Linked DNA regions of Homo sapiens: region 2 is linked to region 1. A link is a contact called in ENCODE POLR2A ChIA-PET data. All regions are on one chromosome and are shown on one strand. The core of a region is the stretch at or near the end of the contact, and the rest is flanking DNA. Distances in the headings are between cores, read along the strand shown.

Region 1 (7,437 bases), core at 2,614-5,113:
TGAGCCATGTGATGATGCTCTGGTAGCAGGCTTTACAAGGCCCCAGACAATCTAGTCAGGCTACTTCGGACTAAAGCATTTAAGCTCTCGCCAAGGACAGAATAAAATGAGAAGCTACCACTCTTCCTAGTCATGCAAAAACCAAAGAACTTACCTTGCCAAGGTGCGAAAAGAACTAGCTGCAGGTGGGAAGAAAAGAGCGGTAGTAGGATTGGCCTGGCTTGTTCGTAGGAAGAAGAGTGGTAGTGGGATTGGCATGGCTTGTCTGTAGGAAGAAGAACGGTAGTAGGATTGGCCTGGCTTGTTCACAGGAAGAAGCATGGTAGTAGGATTGGACTGGCTTGTCAGCAGCAAGAAAAAAGTGGTAGTAAGATTGGACTGGATGGTTCCCTGAGCACCACATGGCATCAACACGGATAATTTTAAAAGATTCAACCTTTCTATTTGAAGAGGATAAACCATAAGGTTAAGAATGAAATTTGAATTGGCTTTGACATCTAGATTGCTAAATAACCTCAACAGAACAGTGAGATTCCAGAGAATGGCCTGAACCCGGGAGGCGGAGCCTGCAGTGAGCCGAGATCGAGCCACTGCACTCCAGCCTGGGCGACAGAGCGAGACTCCGCTCAGTCTCAGTGAGATTCCAGCCCTCACACAAATCAAAATAACCACAATAGGAAGCAGTTCAGCCAAGAATGTGTTTCTGGTTTCTACCTTCAGAAAGGAAAGTGACACTCCATATCCAAGTCTCTCAAGCTGAATCCATCCAAATGTTACTCTGTTTGCCAAAATGGAAGGGGTGGGGGGCATATTTCACCACTGTATTTTTCCATTACATGTGGTTGCAAGTTCTTTTACATTCACACTTGGTCAGGGAAGGAGGAAGCTGTTGTTCCACTTCTCATAACTGGACTCAGTGAAAGCAAAACACTTCTTTTTGCCAAATTATGAAAACAAACTCATAAAATGTCTGTAAATTCATGACTGCTGGAAGCTGTGCTAGCATATTGTTTTTGGAAATTAGAGTAGCTAAAATGGTACCTGGATGGAATTTGTAGGCAATGCGCTCACAGGCAGTCTGACTGGCAGTTATTCACAAAGGTCCCTTTCACTCTGTGATGTGGAGAGAAGAGGGGCTCTTGCCAAGAATAATACTAAGAATTGTTCAGAAAAACAGGATTGGTAACCAGAAGAAGGTAAGAAAGAAATACTGCTTCATTTCCACACTTTAAAATTAGATACTATTCATACCTTTCTTGTCCCCAGAATCCTTTATAAAAAACATAAAACCTATACTTTCAGAAAGAAGTCCATTGAAACTAAAGACTTAAGGTGTATTTATGAAGATGAGGTATCAATCACAAAATTCAACGTGAGGCTATAATTAGATACTGCCATGCAAATTTTATAACTACCTAGGAGAGGTAGGAGAAATAGAACTAGTCACACCTTTATGGTTTGCATTAAAGGAATAAAGGTTTTAAAAAGCACTCTCTTCTAGTGACCTCTTAAAGAGATTTTAAGAGCGCCTAATTCAACTTACCACACAAAATAGCAATTTCCCCACAGAATCCTCCAGTTCTACCAGCCCCCAAACCATGAAAAATATGAGACAATCAAATCAGTACCAATATTTTAAAGGAGGCTCTGACCTAATCAGTAAACACTAAGCTGAAACAGCCTGCAAGATGAAGTTAGTCGGCAACAAAACATTTCCTAGGAATTCAAGACTCTGGAAGTGCCATACAATGATGTTATAAACAGAAATCTCACTCAGAAAGAGGAAACTGACCAACTGACCAAAGTATTTTAAAACAAGAACGAAGCACCTATTCTTTTTAAATTAGATCCAACAGATGCCTCAGCATAACACATTAAAGCCCTTCTCACAGTATCCAACACAGACGTTCACCATTTTAGGTTAAAAACAAGCTCAGCATTTATGTTTGCAAACTTTACTAGTCGTCCACTGTTGAGGGTCAGCCCACTGCTTCGTGATGATTTTCGAGACAATAATATCTGCATCATCCCACTGTCAACACTCCACCCCTCAAGAGTCTGCAGGGAGAGAAAGTGTCTGCCTCTTAAGCACCAATTGTTCATAAAGGCTTGTTGACAGTCTATGGAAATAAAGCTTTAAATAACGAGGGTCAGCTACCTATGAGTCAGACCTTTCTTAGGCCCGGTCTGAGGTTCCACTTGAGATTCATAATAGAGGCTAGAAATCAAGAAAAAAAAACCCGTGAAATTACTCTGAGCCTTGACCAATTAATAAAGGCAACAAATTAAAAAGAACCCACCAACTTGTTTTGAAATATCAAAAAGTTAAATTTCAGTGACTCCAACATTCGATCCCATAGAATTACTCCCTCAAGGTGAAGATTCAGAGAGCAATCTTACATTCGGAGATGTCATGCTAAGTCCCAGTATCACACAAAACAAAACCGAATAAAATCAGCAACCACAAACGTGGGTGAAAGCAGCTTGCTGAGAAAGAAGAACTTGCTGAGAAACCAGAAGAAACACTGATTAGTTTCCAGTTGGCCATATCATCTTAACATCCTCATTTCACAGATGGGGAACGGAGGCTAAAGAATACACCAAAAAGCGAAGAGAAACGTTATTTTGTCATCCAAAAAGGAAAACAAAAGCTAAAAGCACCCTAAATAGAAATGCAGCATTCTGTGTGGTTCTACAACATAGGACATTAGTGGCCAGGTTTCAGCACGATCAAAACTTTTCTAATAGGCCGGGCGCGGTGGCTCATGCCTGTAATCCCAGCACTTTGGGAGGCAGAGGTGGGCGGATCACTTGAGGTCAGGAGTTCGAGACCAGCCCGGCCAAGATGGTGAAACCTCGTCTCTAGTAAAAATACAAAAATTAGCCGGGTTTGATGGCGGGTGTCTGTAATCCCAGCTACTTGGGAGGCTGAGGTGGGAGAATCGCTTGAACCCAGGAGGCAGAGGCTGCAGTGAGCCAAGATCGCGCCACTGCACTCCAGCCTGGGCGACAGAGTGAGACTCTGTCTCAGAAAAAAAGAAAAAAAAGCTTTTCTAATAAAACAAACCAACACGCAGGCAGTCTCCTGAGGCGCTGGGTGTCTAGAGACTAGTTGTGGGCAGTGTGGACAGAGACACAAGATGTGGTCCCTGTCCTCATGGGATGGGGGCAGTTTCTCACCCCCAATCACAAGGCAATGTGTACAGGGGCGGGTGGGAGTGTCACACCCTACAACCTAAACCGGACAGAAAACCAAGGCAGAGCTCGGGGCGCGGCCACCAGCCCCGTCGCGAGGTAGGGACCGCCACCCCAACACCCCAGTCCGGGTCTGGGGCCCCGACCCACCCAGCAAAGGCTCCTTCCGCCTGGACCTCGGGGCCCCCAGCCCTACCCGGCCCTAAAGCGCATTCCCCGGCCGGTGGGGCCGGGGCCGACAGCCCAGTCGCCCACCCTCCCACTCGCAGCTCAGTCCGGGGATTTCCTCCTGCGCCGCCCCCTTGTCAGGGAGGATGGGCTGAAGGGGCGCGGGGCAGAAAAGGACGCCGCGGCCACTGCCCCGTGTAGTGCCAGACCTCTTCGCGGAGCCCTGCAGAAGAAGAGGAGGAGAAGGGGCAGAGCTACCGTCCAGAAACTCCAGGGAGTCCCCGCAGGCTTCCCAGGCCCGGGCAGGGGACGCAGGGCGGGAGCGCGGCGAGAGGGGGCCGACGGCCCCGGGCTCACTCACCTCGGACAGGCCGCTCCGGTCCTCCGTGTCCTGCCCGCTCAGCACCTTCTTCAGCTTGTCCATTGCGGCCCAGTCCCCACCAGCTCCAGCTCCTCAGCGGCAGCCTGTTGCGCTCGCTAAGTTGACGGCTCTTCCGGGTGCTAGGCAGCCGCCCAGCCGCCCAGGCGCCAACCGCGGCGCGCCCCGCCCAGGCACCTGCCCACCGGGGGGCTCCCGGCATGCCCCGCGCGCCCGCGCTCGCCTCCGCTTGTTTTGGTCCCGGGGGGCGCGGCGGGCCGGAGGGGCTGGGATTGAAGACCACCAGGCGCTGCCAAACACTAATTCGGCGTCCAGAGCAGTTTCAAACCGGAACGGGCCGCGCTCCCTCGCCCTACTTGATCCAGTCAACGAATGCCGAGCACCTACCACGTGCAAGGCTCCGGAGACACAAAGACGGGGGAGAAGCCTTGTGCAGACGGGAACAAAGGCTGTGGTTCATCCATATTGCGATCGTGCCTACACAGGAAAAGATTTTCTTTTTAATCACTCAAGGCCTTAGTCTGGTGTGGTGGGGCGTGCCTGGAAGCCCAGCTACTCCGGAGGCTGAGGCAGGAGGCTCACTTGAGCCAAGGAGTTCCAGGCTGTAATGAGCTATGACCAGGATACTGCACTCCAGCATGGGCAACAGAGCGAGACTCTGTCTCAAAAAAAAAAAAAAAAAAAGTGACTGAAGGAATGTTGAAAGGAATAATAGATTGTTAAATTGTTTTGTGTTTGTACAATTGTTTTTTTTTCTGACCTTAAAAAAACTAAAAGTAGACTGGGCATGGTGGCTCATGTCTGTATTCCCAGCACTTTGGGAAGATGGCTTGAGCCCGGGAGTTCCAGACCAGCCTGGGCAACATAGGGAGACCTCATCTCTTCAAAACATTCTTAAAAATTAGCCAGGCATGCTGGCGGGCATCTGTAATCCAAGCTACTTGCGAGGCTGAGGAGGAAGAATGGCTTGGACTCAGGAGGTCAAGGCTGCAGTAAGCCATGATTGTCAGTACAGTAAGCCACTGCACTCTAGCTTGGGCAACAGAGTGGAAACAATACAAATGGCCACCAACTGATTAATGGTAAATAAAATGTGACATACCCATGCAATAAAAAAGAATGGAGTACTGACACATGCTACAACGTGGATGAACCTCGAAAACATTGTATTAAGTGAAAGAAGTGTGGAGCCCGAAAATTTGAGACAGGTCTCAGTTAACCAGGAAGTTTATTTTGCCAAGGTTGAGGAACAGCACCTGTGACACAGACTCAGGAAGTCCTGACGACATGTGCCCAAGGTCGTTGGGGCATAGCTTGGTGTTATACATTTTAGGGAGACATGAGGCATCCGTCAATATGTGTAAGAAGTACATTGGTTGTGTTTGGAAAGGCGGGACAACTCGAAGCAAAGGCAGGAAGACTCAAGGGGGGAGGGGGCTTCCAAGTCACAGATAGGTGAGAGACAAATGGTTGCACTCCTTTGAGTTTTTGATTAGCCTTTCCAAAGGAGGCAATCAGATGTGCATTTATCTCAGTGAACACAGTGATAACTTTGAATAGAATGAGAGGCAGATTTGTTCTAAGCAGTTCCCAGCTTGAATTTTCCCTTTAGTAATTTGGGGGGGCCCAAGATATTTCCCTTTCACAGAAGCTAGACACAATAGACCATATATTGTATGATTTCATTTATAGGAAATGTCCAGAATAGGCAAACCCATAGAAACAGAAAGTAGACTAATGGTTGCCTAGGGATGGAGGAGGGGAAATGGTAGTAAGAGACTAATGGGGTGATTTAAATGTTCTGGAATTAGATTGTGGTAATGGTTGCATGCACAGCTCTGAACATACTAAAAACCATTGAATTGTATGCTTTGAATTAACTGTATGGCATATGAATTCTATTGCAATAAAGCCATTTCAAAAATGCTTAGAACAGTGCTCAGTATATATTTCACAATCCATTAATATTATCTATTGTAAAATGTAACAGGCATCCACTCTTATCTTTCTCCAATGTGTCTGAGTCTGAACCCAGAATATGGGCTCCTGATTTACCTACATTTATATTTGCACATTGTGCAATTGGCCCATTACAAGGTGATTCATTGTAGCATTGTTTGTAATAGAAAAAAATTGGAAACAACTTAAAAGTTCATAAATGAGGGAAGTGCTTAAATAAATTATGGTACATTCATTCACAAGAATACTAAGTAGTCATTAAACACAGAAGAATGAGGAAGGTTTAATCAATGTCTTCAGAAGGTTTTTTCTGACTGTGCCACACCATCCCTTGAAGGATCTTTGTAAACATAAGTCTGACTCATTTGTTGCCCTGCTTAACATCTCCCACAGTGTGGTAAACTGAAAAATGTTCCCCAAAAGATACCCATGTCCTAATCTCTGGAAAGTGTACATGTTACCTTAGACAGTGAAAAGTGGAGTGGGGGTGGTATTTTGTGCAGGTAATTAAGGATCTTAAAATAGATTATGCACAATTATCCAGGTGAGCCATAAATGCAATCATGTATATCCTTATAAGAGGGAAGCAGAGGGAGATTTGACACCAACAGAAGAGGAGAAGGCACTGTGACCACAGAGGCAGAGATGGGAGTGATGCAGCCACAAGCCAAGGAATGCCAGTAGCCACTAGAAGCTGGAAGAGGCAAGGAAAGGATTCTCCCCTAGAGCCTCCAGAGGGAGCATAGTCCTGCCAATAGCTTGTTTTCAGCATTTCTGGCCTCCAGAACTGTGAGAGAATCCATTTCTGTTGCCACCAAATTTCTGATATGTAACAGCAGCTGCAGGAAACTAATGCCCATGTTCCCTACCACCTACAGATAAATTGCTGCTGACTTCTCAGCAACACATACCTTCCTCTTTGGGTTCATCTCTCTCCTTTCTCTCACATACTCCAGGCTCCAGGCATAGGAGACTGTAGTTCCTGAACTCATTGTGTTCCCTACCTTGTCCTGGAAAACACCTACTCTTTTCCATCCTTGTCCCTTTCCCTTCCCCTAACACACAGTTCTCTCAAGTCACCTTATTCTTACCTCCACCATAACACTTAGCACAATATGCTCCATTTGTTCACATTAGGGTCCCTATGGGGCATAGATCTTATTTGTCTTTCCATCCCCAGTGCCAAGCACAGTGCCTGGAACGTATAGTAGGTGCTAAATAAATAGTAACCTACTCTAGTCATTGGCCAGGCGCGGTGGCTCATGCCTGTAATCCCAGCAGTTTGGGAGGCTGAGGCAGGTGGATCAGGAGGTCAGGAGTTTGAGACCAGCCTGTCCAACATGGTGAAACCCTGTCTCTACTAAAAATACAAAAAAATTAGCCGGGCATGGTGGCAGTCGCCTATAATCCCAGATACTCTGGAGGCTGAGGCAGGAGAATCACTTGAACCTGGGAGGCAGAGTTGCAGTGAGCCGAGATCGCCCCATTGCCCTCCAGCCTGGGCAACAAGAGCGAAACTCCGTCTCAAATAAATGAATAAATAAATAACCTACTCTAGTCACTGGTCACATTCTCATTCCCCACTGTGCAATGCAGATGCAAACAAGTCCTCAAGGCTGAGTGATGTACTCCCTCACAGCCTTTCTGTACCTCTGTTTTGCCAGGATGAACAAACAGGAAGCTTTAGATGAAATTTTATGTGCGCTCTATTAAATTTCACCCTCCTCTCAGCAAAA
Region 2 (7,437 bases), core at 2,744-5,243, about 30 Mb before region 1:
AAAATTTTTTTTTTTTACATTTCAAAAAATTTAAATTATTTTTAATTGACAAATGATTATGAGTATTTATAAGGTACAATGTGACATTTTGATATATGTATACACTATGAAATGATTAAAGTTTTTGTACATCACCTAAGTATATTTTCCCATATACCTTAAATCATCTTTAGATTACTTATAATACTTAATGCAAAATAAATGCTATGTAAATAGTTGTTATACTGTATTGTCTTTTAAGTTGTATTATTTTTATGATGTATTGTTGTATTTCGTCATTTTTTCCTAATATTTTCAATCCATGGTTGGCTGAATCAGAGGATGCAAAACCCACAAATACAGATGGCCAGCTATATTGTATATTTGAAAATTGCTAAGACAGATTTTAAATATTCACACCACATGAAAAAATCTTTTAAGAAGTTTGTGAAGCAGGAAAGAGCAATAGGGAGTATGAATTAGATAGAGACTTGTAAAGAAAAGTGGGTATTTTTTTTATCTGCTAACTGCACTGCCATTCCAACTTCTCTCAAAATTGTGTTTCGATGATAATATATACAAATAGTTTTGGAGTCTATGGAAGAAATGCTCTAGACTTTGAAAATATAATGTAAATATTTCTGGGGTATATTATATATCAAATCTATTAGAAGATTTAATTTTTAAAATTTTTTGTGTAAGTTATTAATGTGTCCCAAGCTATTTTGTCTTCCTTTTTCTATGTATTTCATCAATGGTGTCTTGTTTTATCACAAATCTTTAAAATCAGAACTAATCACATTTCATATTTAGGATGTTGAATATAGTTTTCATACATAATAAGGTCATATAACAGTGATTAATAATTATAAATATTTCATCATGGAGATTTTTGGCTTCCAGGACTTTCTTTAAAAATGCTAAGGAAAATAAGAAGCAGAAACATTTATATTCAGTACTTAAGGACAAATCTGTAAAGTAGGCCCCAGTCAAGCTATACCAGGTCTATGTTTCACTCATGATCTATTTCACAAAATGTCTATATCACTATAAAAACTCCTGAGATAAGTATAGAAGTTAATACAAAAAAGAAGCTAGTAATACTTACATGCTTCATTTGGCATTAAAAATAGTAATTATTCTTACAGTTCCGTATTAAGGTGCTCACAATAGAAAATAAAATTAGTATTAATTTTCTTTACTAAGGTCCTTTGGGTGATGCCAAAGAAAACCTGATATAAATTCATTTCCTTTCACAAATGTGATTTTCATAATGATGAGAGTAATAAGAGAAGTGGGTAAGAAGATGTCGCATTTTGAAAAAAATGACTCCATCATTCAGTTGACTTTACAGCCCCAGGACTAAGTAAGCTATTCAGTTAAAATAAAAGCTGATTTTAAAAAAATTTCCTGATTGTATCTCTTTGCACAAAAAATATGTTCTTCATTTTCTTTGGGGGAAAGAAGGGGTCTGGGAGTGGCTGGCAGGAGGTCTGGATTAGATTCTGGCTCTACTTCTAGTAGGAATGGGTAAGTCAGGGATTCACCATGCCGTGGATTCCATGTCGGTGGGATTCAGCAGTGGGATATTAGGGAAGCTTAAAACATAGTATAAAAATAAAGTGAAAACTTTAAAAAGTGAAGGGAAATATAAATACATATATTTAAATCTAATAATACATTTTTTTCAAAAGAAGTAAATAGTTTTGTGAGTATATAGCAGATTAGGTAGTATGGTGGACCACACAGTACATGAAAGGAGGCCAGAAAGCATAAAAGGAGGACATTGGGTGCAGGTGGGTGCCTGCGGGCACCAGAAAAGGCTGGCAGAAAACAGATGTGAGCATGACCAGTCAGAGATAAAGAGCCTTATGCAGGAATGTGGTGACAGGGTAAACAACACTAAGCATTAGTCATTTCCAAACATACTCTCAAATCTACCACGGTTTGAACTCTGAAAATAAGTGTGTTCATTTTTGTGGTTACTATGCAACCACTTAGATATTTCTTTGTAATTTTTGCCCAATCTGCTAGTTTTGGGTACTATTTCAACCATTTTATTTGCGAAGAAGTCAATCCTTTGTAACTATTACCATTAGACTGAATCACATAAAATCATTTCTTTTGTAGGCCAGCAATGACCAAATATCATCACTTTCAAATGTTTGAGCCTATATGTTACATTACACCTACTTTATGTGTTCAAATATCTTCAATTTAATTGTACCATAGCTCTCAGGTGGTCTTATTGCTGCTTCCATGGATAGATGGCAGGTAAAGTGGGGTTTTCTTATGCTCTCTTAATTTCCCTTCGATACATATCTATTCACCTAAAGACTAATCCTTCCACAGGAAGAAATGGATTCCCCAACTCTGAAAGGCTAAACATTCAGCCATGCCCTTTTGGGATCTGAAATCACCTTTCCTTATACAGAACCTACCTAATTCCTTATCAATCATTCTTGCTTCAAGCTTGGTCATGTATCTTTTCTATAAACTATGTAATTAGAATTATCAGCACCATTTTATATTTACTTTCCATGTACCAAGGGTGTTTATGTAAGTTCTCAGGCCCCCTTACTTATGCTATCTCATACTGTTAATTCCTTATAGTGTTATGAAAGATGCTTGGCAAAATTAAAGCACTCAATTTGTATGCAAGTCCATAACACGCACATTTTAATACTTCCTGTTCCTTTGTGTTATGCCCTTCCCTCTCTTCTTTATCTATCTAACTCCTGTATTGTCTTCAAAACCCTAATTTGGGTGACATTATTTTTTGCTACCATGTTACTCTGTGCTTATGTTTATATATAACTTAGCTGGGCATGGTGGCATGTGACTATACTCAGGAGGCTGAGGCAGGAGAATCACAGGAGCTCAGGAGTTTGAAACCAGCCTGGGGAATATAGTGAGACCCTGTCTCTAAAACAAAAATAAAAAAAAAGACATCACACCATGATACCACTTTGGATTTGAGTAGCTGGAATGCTCTTCCTCCAGATAGCCATATGGCTGGCTTTCACTGTTTTTGCTGGTTGTCCAATGTTTATTTCTATAAGATCATCCCTGCCACTCTAACAATCATTATTCTACTGTTAGGAGAGTATATTTTAACTCTCACATCTGTATTCAGTTAGCTACAAGCTAACATTGTAAGCTAAGTTGTGTATACAAGCTAACACATGCAATTTTCTAACATTGCTTTGCAGAAATATGACTGATTGCCTACTTCTTTCCAGTTTTTATCTTTATCTCAATCTTTTCTCTTGCTGTGCACTGCCTAGAATGCCTGAGACACAGCTACTACCTATTGAAATTATAGGATTAAAATTCTATCAACTGCATGGAAATTTCCTTAAACACTCCACTTTCACTGATACCTTCTTTTATGTTTCCATGACATGTTATGAATTGACAGTTTGTATATGTGTAGATGTCTTGTCCTAGAAATAAAATAAATATGTTTTCAAGGCAGAGACTGTGACTTTCTTTTCTATATTCTTACTAGGATCTAGCTCTGTGCTTTGCAGTTAGCAAGTATTCAATAGCACAGCTAGAATAACTGAATGAATGGATGAGTGCCACCTACTCCTTTATTGTCCATCAATAATGCACCCAAGGCTAAATCTTAGCTTTCCAAACTCACTTGGCCAGACCAGTTGACATTCTTTATTCCCATCTGAGGAAAATTATTTTTTTTCAGTCTTTGTACATTGGGAAACTTGTCAGATAAAAGGCCTAATATAGATTCAATCATATAAAATGACTATGAGCTATGGCAACTAGAAGACATGATAAACATTCCAAAGCTATTCATAATCCCATTCTTCCTTGTTAAATGCTACAATAGAGGCTGGAAAACAAGAATAATTTCTTTCTCAGGGACTCCTTCCCACCTCTGACAGCAATGAATGGTTATATGTTAAATTTCTGGCCAATAAGTGTAGACAAAAGCTTCTGGGGAAGGTTTCCATCCCTGAATAAAGAGGCAAAACCTCACTAGGAAAAATATATTACCACTTTGCCTTCCCTTTCTTTTTGCTGGAATGTGATGAAAGGTGTGGACGCATAGCATCCCAAATGAGATAGGAGATGCTGAGCATGAAGACAAAAGCCTATCGAATGGGGTGTCAGAAAAGAAACATCAAAATATCGTAAGTTGCTTAGGGCATTATTATGTCTTTGTACTAGTCATGGATTTCATTCCTTTAGATCTTTAGTTGTAGAACTCCAATGTATTTGAACCACTAGTGATCACATTTTATTTTGTTTGATAGCTGAATACAAAGCTGGCTGATGCAGTGATCTACAAGGTCATGACTGAGGTATCTTATACTCATCCTCATTCAAGCAAGATTATGTTTAACTTAAAAAGACAAATGAAAAGGAATCTATTTTAATAAATATATTATTGGTGGAAATATTCATAGTCTACCTTGAAAGGAGTGTTATGTTAAGATTGCTTTGCTTGTAGAGTAATTTATGCCTTTAATTTCTGTGTCTAGTCTTTCTAAGCCAGAATAAAAGTCTGTTCATCATGATCTCTGTTATAGCCCTCCGCATATTTGAAGGCTGCTGTTATATCACATCATATATTAAGCTCAGTTAATAGATTAACAGACCCTTTATTTTTACATTTACTATAGCATCTAACATGGTTAGCAAATGCTTTTATTATTTCTTTATTTTCTTTATAAGATAAATGGGTATTACATATACCAAAGCATCTGTTTTGGAGCCACTATGATCACTAAAAGAATCTTTTCATTGTTCCTACCTTCTCCTTCCTACATGTGTGGAAAAAACACATGATTCCACACATACACATGGTTGTCTAATTCTATTGTTTAACCCTCCATGAATAGATGTCCACAATGCTCCCTACATCTCTCTTTTTTTTTTTTTTTTTTTTGAGACAGGGTCTTGCTCTGTTGCCCAGGCTAGAATGCTGGAGTGCAGTGGTGTGACCATGGCTCACTGCAGCATCCATTTCCTCGACTCAAACAATCTTTTCACCTCAGCCTCTCAAGTAGCTGGGACCACAGGCACTATACCCAGCTAATTTTTGTATTTTTTGTAGAGATGGGATTTGCCATGTTGCCCAGGCCGGTCTTGAACTCTTAGGCTCAAGTGATTCTCCCCCCTTGGCCTCTCAAAGTGCCTATGTCTTTAAATGTGAGTATTTGAGCATATTGAATGATGATGACCTGCCCTTTGCTGGTAAAGATATACTAATAACATAATATAAACAATACGTACACTTGGGATGTCTTTCCAGGGCTGGAAAGAGAATCATATTCTGTTTTTCCATGTTCTCATTTTATCCTGAATGTGCCAATTTAATTATTTGCCAACATGTTGCCAGACATGCTCCCTAGTCTGTGCTAAAGCATTTGTTACCATGTACTACATTGAACATACTTGAATGTTTCTGTCATGTTTACCACCCAGATGGTGAGAATCCAAGGAAAGGAGACACTTGTATTAAGTTCACAGTTTATCTGTTCTTGGAAACATATAACTGCATGAAGAGATCAGGATGAAAATATCGTTATAGTTACCCCAGTTACCTCAAGGTGGAAGTCTGGGTCAGACAACCACGGGGACCTGCCATTGCAAAACTTCTCTGTATATGCCTGGGGGACCTGGCTGTTCTAGTTTTTCACCATCTTTGACATCTGCTTGTTCTCACTTGGCTCCTGCCTTACCCTCAGGGTCTCAATAATGACTTCTTGACTTTGACAACTTTGACAAAAATGCATTCATCAAAATTATAATAAAAAATAAAATCTATTTTTAAAATATGATATTTAACTCATGTATTAAATTGCTTTAAAAGGCAGCAGGGCGGTGAAACCCCGTCTCTACTAAGAATACAAAAAAAAAAAAAGAAAAATTAGCCAGGCGTGGCGGCGGGCGCCTGTAGTCCCCCCTACTCGGGAGGCTGAGGCAGGAGAATGGCGTGAACCCGGGAGGCGGAGCTTGCAGTGAGCCGCGATTGCACCACTGCACTCCAGCCTGGGCGACAGAGCGAGACTCCGTCTCAAAAAAAAAAAAAAAAAAAAAAAAAAATGCTGCCGGGATGTTCTAAAAACACTCCCCACCCCTTGTACTGACTCCAATCCCATTCAGATCCAAAGGGTAACCCTCCAGATTAGGATACCTGGATTTTTCATGGTAGTCCCGAGAACATTAGCCTTAAGGGAAAAAATATAGCATATTTGTCCTTTTCCTGTCATAAGCCATTTTTAATATGGGAGTATCACAAAGTCAAAAAGAAAGAGATCTTAAAATATTTCTTCCAATGCTAGAGCCTATGTGGACATAAGGGAGAGGCTCAGGGCAGGGGGAGAATAAATCCTTGATTTCAAATCTAGCAACTATCAGGGTTATAAGGGACCTCGGAGAGGAGATTTTGTAGTCTTCCCAAACAGCCTATTCTAGAGCTTCACACACAGGTCTGAAGAGGAAGTAGACATCTGAGATGAAGAGGAGAGCAGTTCCTGGTATATTTCGGTTAGAGTTTTCCAAATTTTCAAAAATCATTCACTATATAGTATTAAAGGCCACTGTATCAGATTTTGTCATCAAGTAACATGACTATTAAAAATGGTAGTTGAGAAAGAATTTTAAAAAAACAGTTCTGTTTTCTACAGGGAAGTAGGAAGGAGTGTCTGCACTGGGGCACAATAAGATTGCTACAAACTTACAGGATCACATCATGTCCTCTGAGACGTGCTCTCAGAAAGATAGTAGGGACTTAGTTTTTCTCCCACATAGCATCGTTAAGTCTCTTCTTGCTACCGAAATAATTCGTTTTGCTGCCAAAACAGTTTGCAATTATGACAAAATTCACATCCAAAAGATATTTAAAACAAATATTTTCCCATTTTTGTATAGTTCCCTCTCAAATGTGGGAAGATGGTCTGTTCCTTATTTCTCACAGCCACAGGCACCGCCTTCCAGAAACAGAATAAAAACCCACACTGTCCTCAATTATTCAAAGACCAATTTTCTGAGAACATATAAACTTATTTGATATATAAAAATTATAGCAAACATTGTCTTAAATAATAATATTTATCATTCTCTTCACCCCCATAGCATCTTTAACATACTTTTCTTTCCATGAACTAAAGGCATGTAGGGTTAAAAAAAAGTATAGTTTGGAAACATTAGTGGTGTTTATTATGATTATTAATATAGAAAAAATATTTTGCTTTTGTCTCAATACTCTGTTGTTAGGCAGGTAACATGATGTCATACATTAATAATAAAAATAATAATAGCATAACAATGAAAATAATAATTACTAACATATATTCAATAATGTTTATTTTCCAATCATTTATTCTTTAGTACCTGTGAGGTATGCACTCAAATTATTTTCATTTAAAGATAAGGAAACTGAGGCACAAAGCGGTTAATCACTCTTCCCAGAGAAAAGCAGTAAGT

The links. ChIA-PET counts read pairs that join two places held with the same protein, here RNA polymerase II (POLR2A).
Region 2: POLR2A ChIA-PET joins it to region 1 with 17 read pairs in OCI-LY7. The contact joins the promoter of PTPRC-AS1 here to the promoter of SFT2D2 in region 1. POLR2A ChIA-PET finds 5 or more read pairs at or near these places in 2 of 52 experiments (OCI-LY7 and activated T-cell).

The regions. Positions count from the first base shown.
Region 1 is chr1:168,222,430-168,229,866 of GRCh38, reverse strand. SFT2D2 (SFT2 domain containing 2) reads right to left here and starts at 3,863. Exons shown (of 8, transcript NM_199344.3): 1 at 3,725-3,863. The coding sequence starts at 3,787. RefSeq lists enhancers at 2,657-2,706, 2,827-2,906, 3,209-3,942 and a silencer at 3,567-4,196.
Region 2 is chr1:198,663,698-198,671,134 of GRCh38, reverse strand. It overlaps PTPRC-AS1 (PTPRC antisense RNA 1), which reads left to right and starts at 3,993. Exons shown (of 3, transcript NR_199042.1): 1 at 3,993-4,136. The region is part of intron 2 of PTPRC (protein tyrosine phosphatase receptor type C); the gene reads right to left. RefSeq lists an enhancer at 1,172-2,371.